Regions from separate parts of the Mus musculus genome. Here region 1 is linked to region 2. The links are chromatin loops, found by intact Hi-C in ENCODE. Cell type or tissue: heart. All regions are shown on one strand. Each heading gives the region's core, and the rest is flanking DNA. Links, peaks and the distances in the headings are about the cores only.

Region 1 (10,119 bases), core at 1,065-9,064, 310 kb after region 2:
AACCACTTCTAACAATAAATTCAGCGAGTTGATTTAAGATGGGACCCTAATATCTTCATTAGATCCGTCCATCAAGGTTCAGGGAAGTATTCAGTAGGAGGACAGACTTTAAGAGCCAGAGGTGGGAATGACTCCACAGGAACACCAGGACTGACCTTTTAGAGAGGCCGACACAGAACTCATAGGACCTGCTGGGGTTCAAATCTCAGCACTGTAAGGGGGAAGTGGACTTGGGGTTCCACTCCTAATCAAGAAGCTACCTGCAACTAGTATCTGTTGGCAAACAGAAACTCAAGTTTTTTCCAATGGCGTGTCATAGAGTTTATCAACCACACTTTAGGGTAGGCCAGGTGCCCAGGAGTATTGGCCAACACAAACCAACTCCATGCTTTGCTTTGTGGACTTTTTTTTTTTTTTCCGTTTTGGTATTATTTGATTTTTCAAGATAAGGTTTCTCTGTGTCCGGGAACTCACTCGTTCTGTAGAACAGGCTGGCCTTGAACTTAGAGATCTGTCTGTATCTGCTCCCAAGTGTTGAGATCAAAGGGGTGTGCCACCAATGCCTGGCACATTTTGGCTTCTTTTTTCCCCTTGGTCTTACGAATTTCCTATTTGACTTTTTTCATCTTTTGAAGGAACAAGAAGCCGGGGTAGGAAGGTGAGGAGGAGGAGGGTTCGAGAAACTGGGGGAGGGGAAAACGTGATGAGAATATAGTGTATGGAAAAAAAAGTTAAAAGAGACTATGGCCCTAGATGTCATATTCTCATATAATACTTCCGTGTTGTCAGCGAATTTTATTAAGATGTTCCTGTTGTGATAGTGACATCAAACATGTCAAAGTCAAATGGTATTGTGAAATATGAAATTTAAGAATGTTTTAGTGTATTGAAAAAAATAATTTTTTTACAAAAGTTTTCTGAAAAATACTTTTTGAAAAGCTGATTCATATGTATTGTAGTTTTTTTTTTTTAAAGATTTATTTATTTATTATATGTAAGTACACTGTAGCTGTCTTCAGACACTCCAGAAGAGGGCATCAGATCTTGTTACAGATGGTTGTGAGCCACCATGTGGTTGCTGGGATTTGAACTCCGGACCTTCGGAAGAGCAGTCAGGTGCTCTTACCCACTGAGCCATCTCACCAGCCCTATTGTAGTTTTTTTGTCTTCAAATGGTAAAGAAGAGCAATGTATGTATGGAATTTAAATGAGGGTGAAAGCACTTTTTTTTAAAATTGAAAATGATTGTTTCTACCAGGTTGTCCTTTGTAAATGGTATCCACTGCAGTCTACATATTAGCCTGAGACCTTAATCAATAATTCACTTCATTAAAAATTTCATGTTCATTATCATCTTGGAGAGCTTTACAATGTAACGCCATATGACTCATTAATAGGCGGTATTGTCAATTCGGAAATTCAGAGATCTAATTGAATCCATCCATTTGGTTGAGGAAGTAACCAACATCAGTTGTAATCCCGCTAACAACCACCAGGGCGAGGTGCATTTCTTAGGTTACAGGGAGTCCTGGAAATCCAGCACCAAGTCTTCTGCCAAAGACGTGGGTGTAGACGAGGAACAAAAGACCCTCGTGCCGCCCTCCAGCGGCTCCGCTCCGAATGCGCCCGGTGGGACTCCTATGAGAGGGTCACTGCCCACGGAGCCAGGACTGAAGCGAAGGGCACGCGATGGCCCGAGGCCCCGCCAACGTGGAGGACAGGCGCTGGGCAGGCCGGAGAGCGCGTGCTCGGCCAGGCACCGACGGCCGAGGCCAGACAGCCCAGGTCCCAGGGGCGCGAGCCCGCTAAGGGAGCCCGGGGCTCCATCTTGCCCGGCGGCAGTCTGGGGTCACCACTGTCGTGTGGCCCCGCCGCAATCTCGGCGCGCAAACTCTTGGCGGCCGAGGACAAGGCCTATGGTAGAGCGCGATCGGACTCGTTCCGGGCCAAGTTTCTCGTCCCCACGGGTTCGGTTCTGATGGGCCCCAAGTTCTCCCAACAGATCCCACAAAATGGAGGCCGACGTCTCCTCCCGCCGCAGCCATGGCGGAGGTGGGACACCCTTCCCACGGGCCAGGCAAGGTGGAAGCGCCTGCACGGCCGCCAGCGCACCAGTCCCCTTGCGGCCGCAGCCGGGCTCGCCCCCTCGGTCCGCCGCAGGCACTGCCGGGCTCGCCAGTCGCCCGGGTCTTGGGGGCCTGGACAGGGAGGACACCGGGACATCGAGGCCGCGTTTCTCCTCGAGCAGAGTCGCAAAGGGCCGCGGCGACCGTCTGGAGGCCGAGACCCAGTGTCCCGATCCCGGGCCCACGGGAAGCCTCGACGAAGACCGCCCGCCCCCAGGGCCGAAGCGCGAGCCGAACTGCGGGCAGCGCCACTCGGGCTCCTGACCCGGGCGGACCCCGCGAGTGGGGGCGGGGCGGGGGCACGGAGGGAGGGAGGGAGGGAAAGAGGGAGGGAGGGAGGGCCGGCCCAGCCCGCGGGGGGGGGGGGGCCGGTAGGCCCGAGGGCGTGGCCCAGGTCTGACGGACAGCCGCCGTGACTACCTCACCGAGGAGGGTCCTGAAAGAAGGCCGACTGGGCCAATGGAGCCTGCCCGAGGCATTCCGTGCCGCCCACGCCATCAGCCAATGAGCGTGCGGAGGGCGGGGCCTCTCCGGGCCCCGCCGTGCCACCGCCTCCTCTGCCTCCTCCTCACCAGCGCTAAAGCCGGGACTGGACCGAGCGGAGTTGTGCGTGTCGCCGAAGGGGGGTGGGCCGGGGGAGGGGAGGTTCGTTCCGCGGAGCTGCAGCCAGAACCCGGTGAGGCTTCTCCCCGCCGTCTTTCCTGTCGAGGGCCGCGGAGAGTGGGGGTGGCTGGGAGCAGCGCAGCCTCGGGAGGAGGAGGCGGAGGCGGGGGCGACTGGGGAGGCGGAGATGGGTGAGGGCAGCGTCGGGAGCCTCCCACCGAGCCGGGCTTAACAGCCCGCGGCGGCCGGTGTCGCGGCTGCTGCGTCGGGGCCTGAGGGTGCGCTGGGGGCCGCGCTGATGTCCAGGGCGGCTTCGCGTGCGGCCCGAGGGGTGAGGGAGCGCGGGCGCGGCAGGGCTGGCTGGGTGAGGCGGTCGCCGGGGGCGGGGGGCGCGGGGGCCTCGAGGTGCGGGCGGCAGCGGCCGGAGGTCGTGGGGTGTTTTCCTTTCTGTGCTGCGGGCGGCCGGGCGGGCCGGGGAGGGGCCCTTTGGCCCTCCCGCCTGGGGGCTGCACTCCCACCCTGTCTGTCCAACCGAGACCCCAAGTTTTCGATGGCAAGGGGTGCCTTTTGAGTCTTGCGGCGTCCTCTTCGTCGCTGGTCTCCTCCCCGGCGCTGTGCTGCGCGGCTCTTGCTCCTCACGTATTGTTTGGCTGGGTCTCTAATGGCGGACGGGGAGGCAGCGCTGCCGGTCTCGGACTGCAGGGGGGGCAAACCTCGGGCCCAGGGCAACTGCTTGGGGCAAATATGGGCAATATCAGCCCATCGTTGACATAAACTGGTTTTTACCTGTAAATTGGTGCTGAGTTTGACTGGAATAACCGTGGTGGTAATACTTGCGAGGGAGTGCAAGTCCCTTGCTGGCGTCGGGGCAATGTTTGCCCTTCCCCCTCCCTACCCCATAGCAGGCTTGGTGCCCTCAGGTCCCTTTCCCTGCAGATTGAGGCTTACACATGGGCTTTGGCTCCAAATAAAATATTTCACTCCACTTGGGTAGTAAGTAGTAGGCTGTTTTGCGTGGGCTTTGGGGTAATAATAGAAGGGCCAAACCTCCTTGACCCCTTAGTCCCTTCTCTGCCTCCTCCTGGTGAAATCGGCTTGGTGCTCCTACCAGATTGGGTGTTCATCCATTTCTCTCCCCCCCCCCTTTTTTTTTTTCTCTTTTATCCCAGGACCAGAAATTTCGTTCAACCCTATCTGGTGCATCTTTGGCAGAAAGTGAGGAAAACACCATTGTGAGTCCTTTTCTTCTAATTTGCTTATTAACAGAGGACGTGGTTGGATTATAGGGGTTCAGCTATAGGATTTGGCCCTCCTGGTTGTTCTTAAGGGGAGGAGCCTTCTCTTGGGTGGCAGCTGCTGTCGGGGAGAAACTCCAGTGATGCCTGGTGAGGCAGCTGGGAGTGGGCGCTGCTGTTTGCACCGCTGCAGACATCGCTTCTGCTGCTGCAATACCAACCTCAGCAACCAGACGACGGGCTTCTGCAGCTGCTCACGTTACCGGTGGGGAGGAGGGGTGTTGGGAAGGAGGGCATATTTCTGGTGCCCTCTAGAGTTACAGAGTGGGAATTAATGTTATTTGGTTTGAAGTGCATGCAACCATTTTTGACATTTTTCTTGTCATCATGGTTAATGGACCTCTGGTAATGGACAACTATGGAGAGCTGCTTAACTTTTTATGCCTGGTCTGAGTGACAGAATTTGACCATGAAGGTGGACGTGTTTCTAGATCTTTCATGTTCTTTGCATCTGTTGTTTTCATCTTACCAAGTAGATGCTGCTTAGACCTGTGCAGTCCTCTACTTAGTCTTTCATCTCTGGTGTTGACCAGTTCTCTATTATGTCACGCTTTTTATGGATTTCTAAAAATTTTTATAGTGTGTGAGTGCATGGTGTGTTTGTGTTGGTGCACATGCCAGAGCACCAGTGTGTAGGTCAGGACAACTTTTGGAGTTGGTTCTACCCTTCACTGTCTAATTGGTTCAGTGAATCCAAGCCAGGTTGTTAGGCTCATGTAGCAGGCCCCTCTATCCATTCAGCCATCTTGCAGGCCCTATCACTTATTTTGAGATGGCATCTAATGTATCCCAGGTTGACCTTGAACTTTTGTTGCGTAGCCTAGAATGACTTTGAACTTGTGATCCCTCAGTCTCAACTTCCCAAGTGCTATGACTTGTGTCCTCTTGTTATATTTATGTGGTGCTGGGAATCAAACCCAGCTTCCTGCACGCTAGCAAGCACCTCACCAACTATGCTACAGTTCTAGCCCCAAATATTACTCTTGAGCCCAGTACAGCTCCTGTTGTTACTTGTATACTTTTAAAGGTGTGTTATAAGTATAGATGCTTATGGTTACTTTGGATTTATTTATTTTGGTTTTTTGGGACAGGGTTTCTCTGTGTAGCCCTGGCTGTCTTGGAACTCACTCTGTAGACCAGGCTGGCCTCAAACTCAGAAATCTGCCTGCCTCTGCCTCTGGAGTGCTGGGATTAAAGGCGTGCGCCACCACGCCCGGCTTGGATTTATTTTTAATGTGTATGATTGTTTTACCTGTTTGAATGTATGTGTGACATACATGTACTTTGTGGCCAAGGATGTCAGAAAAAGGTATTGGCTGTTGTGAGCCACTATGTGGGTACTGGAAACTGTACTTTATAACTGCTGAGCCATCTCTCCAACCCATTGTTAAACGTTTTAAACTTGTATTAAGTAATTTAATCCACAGGAGAACTTGGTAGTATAGCTAATAATATTTTCCCCTTCTGAACACTGTCTTTACTCTGAATTTGCAGAGGAGGGAGTAGGCGTAGAAGGATCCTGGGAAGGACCCAGTGAAGCAGGTTCTGAACACAAAGCAGTGTGGCGACAGAGCCCACCATCAGCAGCTGGACTGGACTGGATTCTCATGTCGGAGATCTCAAACTTAAACTGAGTCAGAATAACCTTTTCTTGCTTGGAAGTGGAAACATAAAAAGTGCTTGAATCCTGTTCAGTTCTTTTAAAAAAAAAAATAGAAAATGCTAGATGGTGGTGGTGCCCACCTTTAATCCCAGCACTCAGGAGGCAGAAGAATCTGTGAGTTTGAGGCCAGCCTGGTCTGTAGAGTGAGTTCCAGCATAGCCTGGGTGACATAGAGGAACTCTCTGAGGGGTGGGTGAATAGTTAACAGTTGGTATTTATTTATTTACTTATTTATTTAATTTAGACTAGGATTATGGTCCAGACTGGCCTTGAGTTCACTGTGTAGCACATGATGTCTTTGGGGGGGGTCTTCTTTTTTTTTTAAATTTATTTATTATTATATCTAAGTACACTGTAGCTGTCTTCAGATACACCAGAAGAGGGCATCAGATCTCATTACCGGTGGTTGTGAGCCACCTCTCCAGCCTTCTTTGGGGGTATTCTTTTTGCCTCTTTTTCTAGTTGGTGGATTACAGGCATGTGCCACTATGATCTGCTTCATTTAGATTTTTTACCACCTTATTTCAACACCAGTATAGGCTGTTTGTATCAGTATAATTTTTTTCAGTATATGTCTGAAGGAACTTTATTATTATTGGAGATGAGGTTTTACGATATAGTTCTGGAACTCACTTTGTGGACCAAGGTGGCCCAAACTCAGAGAGATACACCTGCCTCAGCCTTCCAAGTCCTGGGCTTGCAGGTGTCCACCTCAGTGCCTAGCTCGACTATAAACCTCGAATGAGTGTGAAGTCCTTTTAGGAACTAAGTCATTCTGATACTAAGTTTCAGGACCTTTCATGTGGCTGTTGTTATTTTTCCATGAATGATTAACTTATCTTCCCTCCTCCCTTCTTAGATCTTTGATTGTAAGCCTGGCCTTTAATAGCTGGGCCTCCCTCCAGCCTTCCTCTTTCATAGTGGTGTTTTTTTGTTTGATTGTTTTTTGAGACAGTCTTGAAGGGTGTGAGTGTGTGTGTGTTTGTGTGTAAATGTTGCTCAGGCTGGCCTAGACTTTACAGCAGTTCTCTTGCTTCAGTCTTGGTGCTAGGATTATAGGTAGGTGCCCCTGGACATGGCCTGACTCCATCAGTCCTTTGTCAGCCACTTTGGTCCTCCACAGAAGCTGACATAGAACATTTCCAGCTCTCATGGATATGATCTTGTCAGACCGTAAATCTGTATAATTGGATTTATTTTGTAGGCTTTTATTCTGTTTTGCTTGTTTGAGGTACAGAAGTATACAAACAGTGCTATTGTGACAAAATGAATCTTTGGCTCATATAACATGCACTGGTATTACTGTGATAGGAAAAAATGTAAGAAAGAATATATAATTCTTTGTTGTCAAAAGATGTGGTATAGTTTCTTTATGCTTTGATATCTGTCCCCAGTTCACTGATAACATCAACACATAGTTTATTATGTTAAATGGCTCTTATAAGAAATCTTAAGAATCTTTATGTCTTTAGGTATTGTAAGGAAAGCTCAAACTAATTTCTTGTCCTGCTGGAATTCTATGTGTAATCCACCTCAGTGTATCTTGATACCCTGAGAGAGACAGACAGACAGACAGACAGACAGAGACAGACCGTCTTTCTTGACCATCTCTCATTAGGAAATAGATTGCCTGGACTCCATGCAACTGTATACAACAAGGATACTCAAATCCAAAAGCTGTGCAGATCTAAGTACATGTAACTCATAAAGTTGCCAGTGAGAAAAAAATTGTTGCTGGATAAATGCATAAGTTTGAAGAATGAGGTACAGAGCAACATTACAGTATATTTTTTTTGTATATAATCTAGACAATTTTGTTGTACCTGGATGGATATTTTAGTTTTAAAATAATTGACTTTTTTTTTTTTGAACATAGAAATAGCAAGTGCATCCTCATTGGTGCCTGTGCTAAATTCATCGTAAAAAAGACAGTTGATCATCTTAAAGGGTGAATTATAGCACACCTTTTATTTTGTTTAAAAGCATATCAGTTTAGCAACTGGAGAGGTGGCTCAGCGATTAAGAGCACTGACCATTTTTCCAGAGGACCTGGGTTCAATTTCCAGCACTCACATGGTAGCTCACAACTGTCTATAACTTGTTTCTAGAGGATCTGGCATCCTCACACAGACAAAAAAAAAAATGTAAGAAATACTATATAATTCAGCAAAACACCAATGCACATCAAAATGAATAACTTGTTTAAAAAAAACGTATCAGTTCTCAAATGAAGTTAAAATACTTTTTGTTCACCATTAAAAATCCATTTTAGCCAGGCAGTGGTGGCACATGCCTTTAATCCCAGCACTTGGGAGGCAGAGGCAGGTGGATTTCTGAGTTCGAGGCCAGCCTGGTCTACAAAGTGAGTTCCAGGACAGCCAGGGCTACACAGAGAAATCCTGTCTAGAAAACAAACAACAACAAAAAAATTCCATTTTAGTGTTAGAAAATTGATCAGGTACCACAAATACTTGATCACATGGTGTGATTTGTGGTTTGTTTGTATTTTTTTATTGTTTTTTTCAGACACAGTTCCTATCTTTCTTCTTGCTGTGATTAAAACACAGATCAAAAAACAACTTAGAGGAGGAAAGGATTCATTTATTTTATACTTGTAGGTCGCAGTTTATCATTGAAGGAAGTCAGGGTAGGAACCAAGAAGGAATGTTGCTTGCTGGATTGTTTTTCTCCTCTCTCTCCCCCTTTTCCTCTGTCCTCCCCTTCCTCCTCTTCTTTCTTTTTCTTCCTTCCTTCCTTCCTTCCTTCCTTCCTTCCTTCCTTCCTTCCTCTCTTTCTTCTCTTTCTTCTCTTTTTTTCTTGAGACAGGGTTTCTCTGTGTAGCCCTGGCTGTCCTGGAATTCACTTTGTAGACCAAGCTGACCTACTCAGAAATCCACCTGCCTCTGCCTCCAGAGTGCTGGGATTAAAGGCATGTGCCTCCATGCCCTGCTTCTTTTTTCTTTTTGGACAGAATTTCAATGTATAGCTTTTCTGGCTTGGAACTTCCTATGTAGACCAGGCTGCACTCAAACTCATAGAGATCTGCCCGCCTCTGCTTTTGGTTACAGAGTGCTATTAAAGCCCTATTCAGCTAGTTTTAAACAGCCTAGGCCTCCCTGCTCAGAGATGGTGTTGTTTAGAGTGGGCTGGGCCCTCCCACATCAAACATATAAATCAAGACAATTCCTCACAGACATGGCATGGTACAATCTGATCTGGGCAGCTCTTCATTTGATACTTAAATGACTCCAGGCTGTGTTAACATTGACAGCTGAAACTAAATAACTAGGATACTCCATTCCTTGTCCACTTGACACATAAACATACCACTTGAAGCCATAGTCTTTGAACTCTTTCCTTGTTTATAAGATCTTCTTAGTGTCATAAGATAAAATGTCCAATTTTCAAAGTCACAGTCTTTAAAAATTTCCAATACTTGAAAAGTTTAATCTCTTTAAAAAGTCCAAAGTCTCTTAACTCTATAAAATTAAAAACCAGTAATATCCATTCTTCTCAGTGGGAAGAACTAGGCATATTTATACTAGATCAAAGCAATCCGAAATCCTGCAGTCCAAATTCTGAAGCTCAGTGTTTGGCATCTCAGTCACCTTCTGGACTCCAAATGGCTTGACAGTTTACCTCTTTAGTTGTGTCATCCACAGAGCATATAACTTGTGTTTAGAGGGTCAGGCCAGCTCTGCTTCACACTTGATACTGTTCTCTGAAAGTTTTATGGCTGTGGGTCTCTGGCATCTTAATTCTCCACTGCAACTCTGACCACACTTTCATTGATGACTTCTCCTGGCCTCTCTATTGACTCTACCTCTACCACACGGTGCCAGGCCTCAGCCACTTTCCATGAATCTTTCAATCCTAACTTTGATGCCTTCAGAACCAGTACAAGGTGGACTGATTCTTATGAGTTGCCTAGTTTTGACTACCAGTTGGATGATGGATGCAGCCTTGGTGTCACGTTGAGTCCACCCTCCAACTCCCTTCTGTATGCTGACACTGAAGAAATAACTACCTGAAGAGTTGCTTTAGTGATACTGACCTCTTATTCATCACTAATGATTATTCAGTCCTAGTTGATCAGGAACCACAGAACGATAATTCAAAATACAGCACAATTCTATTAATAGTCTTTCTTCCCTCTGAAATGTCAGACAAGACAAAAGTTTGAACATTTTTATCTTCCAAGGTCCATTCTAGTCTACTTATTTATTTATTTAATATTTATTTATTATATGTAAGTACACTGTAGCTGTCTTAGACACTCCTGAAGAGGCATCTGATTTTGTTACGGATGGTTGTGAGCCACCATGTGGTTGCTGGGATTTGAACTCAGGACCTTTGGAAGAGCAGTCGGCGCTCTTACCCGCTGAGCCATCTCACCAGCCCCTAGTCCATTTATTAAGCACTGGTTTGCAAT
Region 2 (10,119 bases), core at 1,089-9,088:
GAGCCAAACTAGAGCACCTAGAAAGATAGGGGCTGGTTCTTACTGAGAAAGGGCTCCAGCCTGCAGGGAGTATATACACTGCATCATACACTTAAGAGTAGCACGCGCAGGGCGTGGTGGCACACATCTTTAATCCCAGGACTTGGGAGGCAGAGGCAGGTGGATTTCTGAGTTCGAAGCCAGCCTGGTCTACAAAGTGAGTTCTAGGACAGCCAGGGCTACACAGAGAAACCCTGTCTCGAAAAACAAAAACAAAAAAACAAAAAAGAGTAGCACGCATTAACTAGCTATCCAGTAACTGTTAATTCCTGAATAGTAATTTCCTTGTAATCTGTTGTAAGAAAGATAATCCTAATTGTTTTTACATTAGGAACCTACCTGTAAAGGCAAGGAAGGGAGTTTTCAGTTAACCTTGGTTAAATTTCAACATCCTTAGTAAAAAAAAAAAAAAAAATGTTTAAATCAAACATGGGGTCTCACAAGCATAATGCCAGCACTGAGGAAGGAAGCTGGTCATCACAGGGGTGAGGCCGGTCTGGATACATAGCAAGTCCCAAAGACAGTGTGAGTGTAAAGTGAGAGACTGTCTTTAAAACAAAACAAAAGCAAGAAAACCCAGAGCTGGAGAGATGGCTCACAGTGGGTAAAGTGCAAACTGTACACGCCTGGCGATCAGAGCTGGTCCCGGAACCCACATAAAGGTGAAAGGAGACACTGACTCTACAAAGTTGTCCCCTGCCCTCCACACATGCAGAACATGCATGAAATCCAACACATATCATGTACACAACAATATTTGTAAAAGGTAATCTTAAAACTAAATAAATCTTAATTTAGACAGTAAACAAGCTGCAAAGAAAGTCACTCTGTAATGTGAAAATCGTCAACAATTCCCTGTTAGACTGAGCAAAGTGTAATAATGGTTTAGGGCAGCATCTTAACATCGTCTTCACACACACACACACACACACACACACACACACACACACACACCTTTTTTTAAAAAGCACTAAAACTTCCATACCTTTGCTACAAGTCCATTACTGTGGTCCTAAAACTATACGTACTGCCAGTTTTAAGTATTGAAATACTGATTCACAGTTGGGTATTGATGATACACACCTATAATACAGTGTTTGAGGTGGAAGGCTAGCTTGGGCTACATAACAAGCCCTTGTCTAAAGAACGCCAAAAATTTTCCCCTAAATTTGTTTTTTATTACTTATACGAAGGCCTAGGTAAACTACAAATAATAGACTGTCTAGGACAGTATGTTATGTAAACTCAGATATTAAAATCTGAGGTACAACACCACCTGCTTATGAAGTTGTAGTCATTACCGTAAGTTAATTGTACGTAAAGCTGCCTTTAAAAAAAAATCGACTAATTGAAAGCTTTGACATCTTTCTGTTCAAAACATAAATTATCTGCACTGGAGAAGGAGGAAGTTACGAGGAGACAATTCAGACCTTGATTGAGGAAGATACGAGGAGACAATTCAGACCCTGAAAACTTTCAGCTGACAGGTCCGCCTCCCCTGAAACACAACTCTTCTTGAAAGCAACAAAGCTTTTGGAGAAGCCGAGATAAGGCCTCCTGAAAGACTGCAAGCGGCGCCACTGCACCCGGCCCGGCGAGCGTGTCGCCCGGAACAGAAACACGCACCCCGGCCGACCCCCTTGAGGACCGATCCCCCGGGTGCTCGGAAGAACAAAGCGGGCTTAAGCCCCGGAACCACCGCCGCCCGCGGGCGCCAAGCCCTCCGCGCCATGCCAGCCCCAAAGCCCAAGCTGGCCTCTCAGGAACCGGGCGGCGGACGGGCTTCTCCGCTCCTTCCGCCCATCAGTTACCGTTCTTCGAAGAAACAGCTGTTCAGACCGCTCCGACCAGCGATAGTCACCACTTAGCTGGCCCGGCATTTACGAATGAGCCGCCACAACCATCGCTGCAGCCAGAGCCCCGCCTCCTGGACCGGCCCCGCCCAACTCTGGTCCAGTGACTCCTGGGAAATGTAGTTCCTACAGTCCGTGTGAGCTTGCGCGCAGGCGCCTCGGACACATGCAAACTACAACTCCCAGCAACACCGCCATAAACGTTGCTAGGGGATGCTCTATGCGCGCTCTTTTGCGGCGGGCACTGGTCAACAGCTGTTGTTCTGAAGTCAACCGATTGAGATCTGACCCCTGCGGTAACAGAGAGCGTACTCCATTGTGCCAGGAACACAGAGATTCAAACCGAATCTAAAAGACGACAGGTTTGGGAGAGTTTCGTCGTCTTCGCTTTTCTCTTTGAATGGGTTTGATTTAATAAAGACCTGTTTAAAACAAAAAAGTGACATTGGTAGGACGAATAAGTGAAGATAACCGTGGAAAAATTTACTCCGGAAATAATCATCTATTATGTGGCTAGTCGATGGCTGCACAAAGTGTGTGCATTCAGTGTTTAAATTATATGGAATATTGAAAGTGCAGATATTAAAATTATATATGGAATGTTGAGCGCAGATTTCACTGTTTATTTGTTTTGCCACCAGAGGGGTTCCAAAATACAGACATGACCCTTTAATCTAGGATGCTACAACACTTCAAGCTACCACAGTTTTTAGACTAGGTTTGAACAATATTGTAAACTAACATCTGTTTTTTAAATATATAATTTTACTATTTTATTTTTACTTTATGTGCAAGCATATTTTGCCTTCATGTTAGTATGTGCCCTGACGTGTGTCTGGTGCCTGTAGAGGTCATAGGGGCCATCTGATCCCATGATCCCATGGAACTAGAGCTACAGATGTTTGTGAGCTACCATGTAGGAGCTGGAAACTGAACCCAATCTTGGGAGAGAGAACAGCAAATGCCCATAACCACTAGGCCATCCCATTTTCTCTTCTCCGGTTGATCAAATGCTTGCCTAGTATGTTCTATCCTCAGCACTGTATAATCCAAAATTGGTGACCAGTCTCTCAGGTGGGGAAGGTGAATCAGAAATTCAAGGTCACCCTCCAATATAGAGTAAGTTAGAGGCCAGTATGTTAACATGAGATTCTATATAAAAAGGTCATCAAGAAGAATTGCCCTTTATACTAATTAGTTCAAATAAATCAATATTATTAAAGATAATTAAAATTTTGTACAGACACCTCAAACATGGAGACGGGAAAAGTTTTTGTTTTGCTTTGTTTTGTTAGGTTACATCATAGATGAAAAAGCCAAAGTTCAAAACTACCAAGATCACACACCTAAAATGTTGACAAGAGAATGGAGCTCAGTGGGTAGCAAAGACCTTGCCTGCTGTACCAGAGGCTGAGTTCCATCCACTGCCCTAAGCTGATTAGTCAGTAAATTAATAACTTAAGATGCTGAATGAGGGTTCAAATGGTCTTCTTTTGGCCTGAAACCATGCCCAAAAATCATTTTCTTAAAATGTGTGTCTTTGACAATAATCACAATATTCTCTACTATTTCTGCCTACATTTTATTTGGTATAGTATGTTATGCCACATTGCTTGTTGTCTGAATAAACAAATTTTATCACACTCATCCTTTCTCTCTCTCTCTCTCTCTCTCTCTCTCTCTCTCTCTCCCTTTCTCTCTCTCTCTCTCCTAGTTTTCTTGCCTTCACTTCCCAAAGTATGTGCCACAAAGCATGTCTCCACATTCAAGTTTAAAGTAGCTATTAAGATTTTAATAAAGGGCTGGAGAGATGGCTCAGCGGTTAAGAGCACTGACTGCCCTTCTGAAGGTCCTGAGTTCAAATACCAGCAACAACCATCTGTAATGAGATCTGATGCCCTCTTCTGGGGTGTCTGAAGACAGCTACAGTGTACTTACATATAATAATAAATAAATCTTTAAAAAAGATTTAATATGGAAGTTATCACCTGGAACCTACATACCTATATTTTAAAAGTAGAGTATAATGATCCAATCACTTGGGCAGAGGAAGAGCCTTGAACTAGCTACTTAGAGCTGAAGAGCAGCCTGGACTATATAGAAAGGCCCTGTCTCAAAAAGGCAGAAAGATCTCTGTGAGTTGAGGCCACTCTGGTTTACAGAGTGAGTTCCAAGACACCCAGGACTGTGATACAGAGAAATTCTATCCTGGGGCGGGGGGAGAATAAAATTAAAATAAGTAGCACACAGCACATTATTCAACTGTTGACTGTGTGACCCCACCCCCACCCCCATTGATAAGCTGTGCCAAAACCATGAGTGGCATCATCCCATGGGCTAAGGACCTGAATGGAATTAAAGGGAAAGCAGACAATACTCATCATTTCACTTATTACCCTCTGACTGTGGGCAAGATGCGATCAGACACCTCCTGCTCCTGCAGTCAGACCTTCCCTGCCATGAAAGACTGTACACCCTAGGACTGTAAGCCAGCACACCCTCTCCTTCCAAAAGCTGCTTCTATCAGAGCAATAAGACAAGAAACTAGTAGTACAGTAAAAATGTCTCCTTTTCTGCTTTGCTTTTTAAGAACTCACTAAAGATCTTTGACTTCTGATCCTCCTGTCTGTACCTCCAGTCTGTAGGGACTACACACATATACCACCAACCCTGTTTTTAATACAGTATTAGGGACTGAACCCAGGGCTTCACACAGCACTTTAACCTGCTGAAGCATATCCTCAGTCCAGTAAAGACGTTTCTAGGGAGGGGGAGGTGGCTCAGTCCCTAGAGTGCTTGCCTGGTAAGCATAAAGACCGGAGTGTAACACACCCCCCCACCATTTTAAAAAGGAAAAAGCTGGAAGCTGGCTAGGTGGCTCAGTGGGTAAAGTATTTGCCCTACAAGCCTGATGACATGAGTCCTATACCCAGTCATGTCAAAGAAGAAGAGAAATCATAAGCACACATATGTGTATGCATGCAAACAAATATAGTATATTATATATACTATATATAAAGCCATATAATATACATATAAAGCCACACATAATGGTATGTGCTTGTAACCCCAGTGCTGGGAGGAAGAGACTGGTAGATCCTTAGTGCTCACTGGCTACCTAGCCTAGTACACATAATAAGTTCCAGATCATTTGGCACCTGAGGACAGCACCCAATAAATCATGTCACCAAAATTCACCTTTTACATTCAATTCTCTAGTCTAGACCTTATAGTCTCGTTTCATTCATCATATTCTGAAATTATTAATGGAATTATTTCTAAATCAGTCCCTACTCAGTACATTTCTGATTCTAGCGCCCAGGGCCCACACATGTGAAGCAAATAACCAGCTGAGCTGTCTAGCCCTAGACCCATCGTTTGAGCGTCTCCAATTAGTGATGGATGCTATTGTGCGCTTCAAACTCAGAAGTTCTCATTTTCTTCCACTGTTGCTGCTGAAAATCGAACCCAGGGGCCCACAAATGTTAGCCAAGCTTTCTACCAATGACCTAGCTCTTCAGTCCTAAATTCTCTCTGATGCCCCTTTGGGAAATTTGTTTCTTACCTGCCCTGGGATTCCAGCACCCTATTTAACCCCAATCCGTAATCATTTCTCTGTCAAAAGTCCCCATCCATCAAGTCTCCCAGATTCGAATTTTGGGTTTACTCCTACTGGCAATTTACACTCTGAAAAAGAAAGTGAAAGTCCTGAACGCTAGGCTGATCTGGAAAGCTGAGGCCACGCCTTCTCCCCAGCTGGACAGTCGCAGGACATCCCTCTAAGGGGCGTAGGTCCGGTGTTCAGGAGCCGCAGCCACGGTCCCGCCCCGCCGCGCCCCACCTAACCCGGCTGCGCCTGGAGCGGAAGCACCAAGGCTGGAACGCTGGCTGCGGAGCACGGAGGAGGGGACCATCCGACACCAGGAAGGGCCAGGCGGGATCTCCGAGCAGGTGCGTGGGTACCCCAGGAGGCTGTCTGACAGCCCGAGGGTCCCCGGTAGTCTCTGGTGGTCTTGACCTTCTGAGGCCTGGCTCAGGGTCAGCGGCCCTAGGAGGGGAGTGCCAGGGGAGGGGAGGTCAATGTTGACTGCGCCATCAGACCCACTGCTGTTTTGGGAAAATAACTGCAACAGAACGCAACATTTCTTTACTTTCTGAAAGTTGAGGAAACTTTTGGTAGAAGAAAATAACTCATTGAGGTCTGGAGTTGAAATTTAGCCGAATCTGACTAAGCTCCGGGTCCTATTAAGACAAAAAATAAGTAAAAAAGATGGGGTGAGTTAATTTGCAGTTTTAGCCAAGACTGGGAATAGAGAAATTCTTAGTCTGTCTAGGCCTTACCTATGGCAGTTACAATTTATGTTAATGAAAAAGGGGAAGGCCAGGAAATCCGCCCCACGTAGATTTGTCCTTAGGTTGGATTTATGCCTCTGTCCTACTAAAGGTACTTCCGGTGCTATGGCTATTCTTGGTTGTTAAATTGACGCACCTGGAAAAAAATGAACCTCAATTGAGAAATCGCCTCCGTCAAATTGACCTCTGGGGTGTGTCTGCAGAGCATTTTCTTGATTGCTAACTGAAGGAAGAGAGCTTAGCCCACTGTAGGCACCGCTTCTGGGCAGGTGGTCCTGGATTGTATGAGGTGAGCAGAAACAGAAAGCAAGCCAGTAAACTGCGTTCTTCCTTGACCACTAATTAATCTACTCACTTTACATGCCAATCACAGCCTTTAATCCAGTCAGTTCCTTAAATTGTGCTACTGTTATGAATAGTAAGTAAAAATATCTGTGTTTCCTATAGTCTTAAACCCACTGTCAAAGGGGTCAAGATTGAGAACCACCGGCTTCCACGTTCCTGTCAGGGGTTCATGCCCTGACTTTCATGTTTGACTGTAAGCAGTGAGATGAGGTAAGGAAGAGTAACAACAGGATCAAAGCTGGGATCTGTCTCAGGGCAGCCAATAGGAAGACGGCTTGTGATGGGCTCCCCTACGACACGCTGAAAGGAAGAAACGTGGGTGTTCACTCCCTAGCGAGGCAGCCTTCTCTCTCCACTGTGCAGTTTTTTGTTTTGTTTTGTTTTTTCGAGACAGGGCTTCTCTGTATAGTCCTGGCTGCTCAAGAACTTTTTCTATAGACCAGGCTGGCCTCAAGCTCAGAGATCAGCTTGCCTCTGCCTCCTGAGTGCTGGAACCAAAGGCGTGCACCACCACCACCACCACCACCACCACCACCAGGCTCGAGTTTGATATTTAAAAGCTATTGGAAATGACTTTTTTCCCTTCAGGTCTTTTTGACACGTTTGTATTTGGTTCAGTGAAAGGATGCCTATGTTTTGTTTGTTGGTTTTTTTCTGCTACTTTTCTAAAAGTGTTTTTCAAGTCTAAGGATTTTCTGGTAGAAGCCAGTCATGGGGGCACACCCCAGTAATCCTAACACTCTGGAGGCTACAACAGGAGGATCACCATGAGTTTGAGACCTGAGCTTCACAGTGAGCTCTAGGCCAGCAGGTACAGATTGGATCTCAACATTATACCAGGCCGGTGAGGTGTAGTGGTACACACCTTCAAGCCTAAGACTCGGGTGAGAAAGAACTCTGAGATCGAGCCCAACCTGGTCTACATAGCAAGTTCTAGGCTAGCCAAGGCTAAAAAAAATGTAAAGCAAACCAAACAAATTCACTAAAACCCAGCAACACATAGTGTCTGGTGGGGTCTTTAGGATCTTTTGAGGATTGCATCGTGTCATGCAGAAATAGGGGTGAGTTGGCCGTTCCCTTTCCCATGTCTGTTTCTCTTATTTTCTCTCTTACTAGTCCAGTAAGACTTCTAGCACCATATTCAAAAGAGTGGAGAATGGCCACCCTTGTCTCCTTTCTAACTTTAGAGGAAATTCCCCATGTAGTGTGATGTTGGCTACAGGCTTGCCGTATTTAGCTCTTAAAACATTGAGGTATGCATTTCTTCTGTCTCTAGTTCTGCAGGGGCTTTGTCATGAAGGATGTTGGACTTTGCCAAAGGCCTTTAATGTGTCTACAGATGTGGTCATGTGATTTTTGTCATTACATCTCTTCAGCCCTTGTACTATATTCATAGGTGTGGATGTGTTGAGCCAATCTTACATTCCTGAGATGAAACTAACTTTATCACAGTGTTCTTGAAATGGATTTACAATATTCTTTAGAAATTTAGTGGTTGTTGGAGAATTTGGGCTGTTGTGTCCTCTCTGGTTTGCTGTGCTGTGGCTTTGTAGGATAAGTGTGGTAGTGTCCCTTCCCTTTCTACTTTGTAGAGCATTCTGAGAAGTGCTGGTGTCGCCTTCCTCTTAACAGCATGGGAGAATATGGGAGAATATGGCTGTGAACCATCCCATACTGTGTGAGACTTAGTGGGCACATTTTATTACTATTTCAACTTAACTGCCTATTGCATCTGCTTACATTGTTTATGTCTTCTTGATTTAATTCTGGTCAGTTAAGTAGATCTCGGAATGTATTCATTTCTTCCAGATTTTCTAGGGACTGTTTTGTTTTGTTGTAATACAAGTTAAAGTATTGCCTAAGATGCTCTGTATTTTATTTCAAGATATTATACTATCCCGTTTCCATCTCCAATTTCTTAACTTGGTGCTTTCTATCCATATCTATCTACCTACATCTCTATGTCTGTCTGTCTGTCTGTCTCCATTCTCTCTCTATGGCCTTATGTAACCCAGGCTGGTCTCAGATTTACTATATAGCTGAGGATAACCCTGACCATCTGACCCCTCTACCTCCACCGTAGACATGCGCCACCATGACCAGTTTTAGCTGACACTGAGGGGCAAGCCCAGCACTCTGCTAAGCACTCTGCAAACAGAGTGACACCTCAGCCCCTCTCTCTTCACCTTGGTCGTCTTGACTAGGCCTTTGTCAGTCTTGCTTATCTTGTCCGAGAACCAGCTTTTTGGTTGGCTGTTCCCATGTCTTGCTCCTTTACCTCCATTTCATTCACTTCTGCTCCACTACTGTTTTTGCTTTCAGATTTTTCTTGCTTTTCTAAGAAGTTGGGGGTAAGTCGTTAGGTGTTTAAACTTCAGATTGCACTGACTTCTTCTTTTTCTTTTATTAAACATATTTTAAAAAAATATTTATGTATATGGGTACTTTGTCTGCATGTACGTCTGCCTGCACACCAGAAGACAGTATCACACAGCGCTGGCTTACTGGCCATGGACTGCCTTGTGTTGTGCTTTTCTTAAAGTGCCCTTATTTCACAATCAAATTTAAAGCATACTTGCTGGATACAATAATCCTGGTTAGTTATGTACTTTCAGCAATTACTGTGCAATCTGTCCTTTCCAGGCTTTTACTGGATGATGAGGGCCCGAGGCGACGTCACTCCATGTCTCTGTAGGCCAGTTGGTCCTCTCCCTGACATTCCATTCCATTCTTCCCGTGCCCTTTTGACCTCTTACCTAGCCCACGTCACGGAAAGTACCCTCAGCAGCCTTGTCTGTCTGTAATTCTAAGTGCCTCTTGTACTTGGCTGTCTGTTTTCTTTCTCTAGATCTGGGGGATTTTCTGTTACAAGTGAACTTTCTAGACAATAAAACAGTAAAAACACTAAGAACGTCTAACAGTGGAGGAACGTGTGGAGAAAGAAAGAAAAGCTGAGCGTAGTAGTTCACACCTGTAATCCCAGCACTCGGGAAGGTATGCAATCTCATGAGTTCAAGGCCAGCCTGGGGTAGAGAATGAGAAATGAAAAATAAAAAAATTAAAAAAAAAAACAACAAGGAAGACAAAAAAGATTTTGCTCATGATGACAAAAACAACTATAAATAAAACTAGATGAATAAAAACATAATATCATATCCATTTGGGAGTATTTCTCATATGATAAACATGAAAATATCCCTTAAAATGTAGTGGGAAAGTAAGGCAGAGCACACACACACACACACACACACAAAGGAGGAGAAGGATGAAAGATGAAGTGTGGAAGCAGCCTCTTTCTGGGTCTTTGAAACCTGGAGACAGGCTGGAGTGGTGGCTCAGTCAAAGAGGGCTTACCTTCCTTGTCAAGGGCTGAGATTGGTCCCCAGCACCATTTCAGATGGCTCACAGCCACCTGTAACCCCAGCTGTAGGGGATCTGACACCCATTTTCTGGTCTCCATGGTCACAGCACATACACTGGGCACTTATGTACACTCAGGTACACACATGAAATAAATAAATCTTAAAAA

Evidence for each region. Peaks named below come from ENCODE experiments on the same cell type or tissue, not always from the same donor. Only the 100,000 strongest peaks of a DNase experiment are listed, where the experiment ranks them.
Region 1: it touches region 2 in a loop (2.4-fold over the local background); 4 of 42 quality-filtered maps call a loop at or near these places.

What each region holds. Positions count from the first base shown.
Region 1 is chr14:56,883,897-56,894,015 of GRCm38, forward strand. It overlaps Zmym2 (zinc finger, MYM-type 2), which reads left to right and starts at 2,707. Exons shown (of 25, transcript NM_029498.4): 1 at 2,707-2,802; 2 at 3,899-3,961. In heart, for the core only: CTCF peaks have their summits at 1,514, 3,448, 4,273 (motif pointing left) and 6,070 (motif pointing right); DNase peaks (open chromatin) are centred at 1,735, 2,515, 3,245 and 4,155; H3K4me3 peaks cover 3,161 bases; H3K27ac peaks cover 2,116 bases.
Region 2 is chr14:56,569,888-56,580,006 of GRCm38, forward strand. It overlaps Cenpj (centromere protein J), which reads right to left and starts at 1,959. Exons shown (of 17, transcript NM_001014996.2): 1 at 1,851-1,959. Parp4 (poly (ADP-ribose) polymerase family, member 4) reads left to right here and starts at 5,732. Exons shown (of 35, transcript NM_001145978.2): 1 at 5,732-5,843. In heart, for the core only: no CTCF peak of the experiment used is centred there; DNase peaks (open chromatin) are centred at 2,014 and 5,704; H3K4me3 peaks cover 3,025 bases; H3K27ac peaks cover 2,059 bases.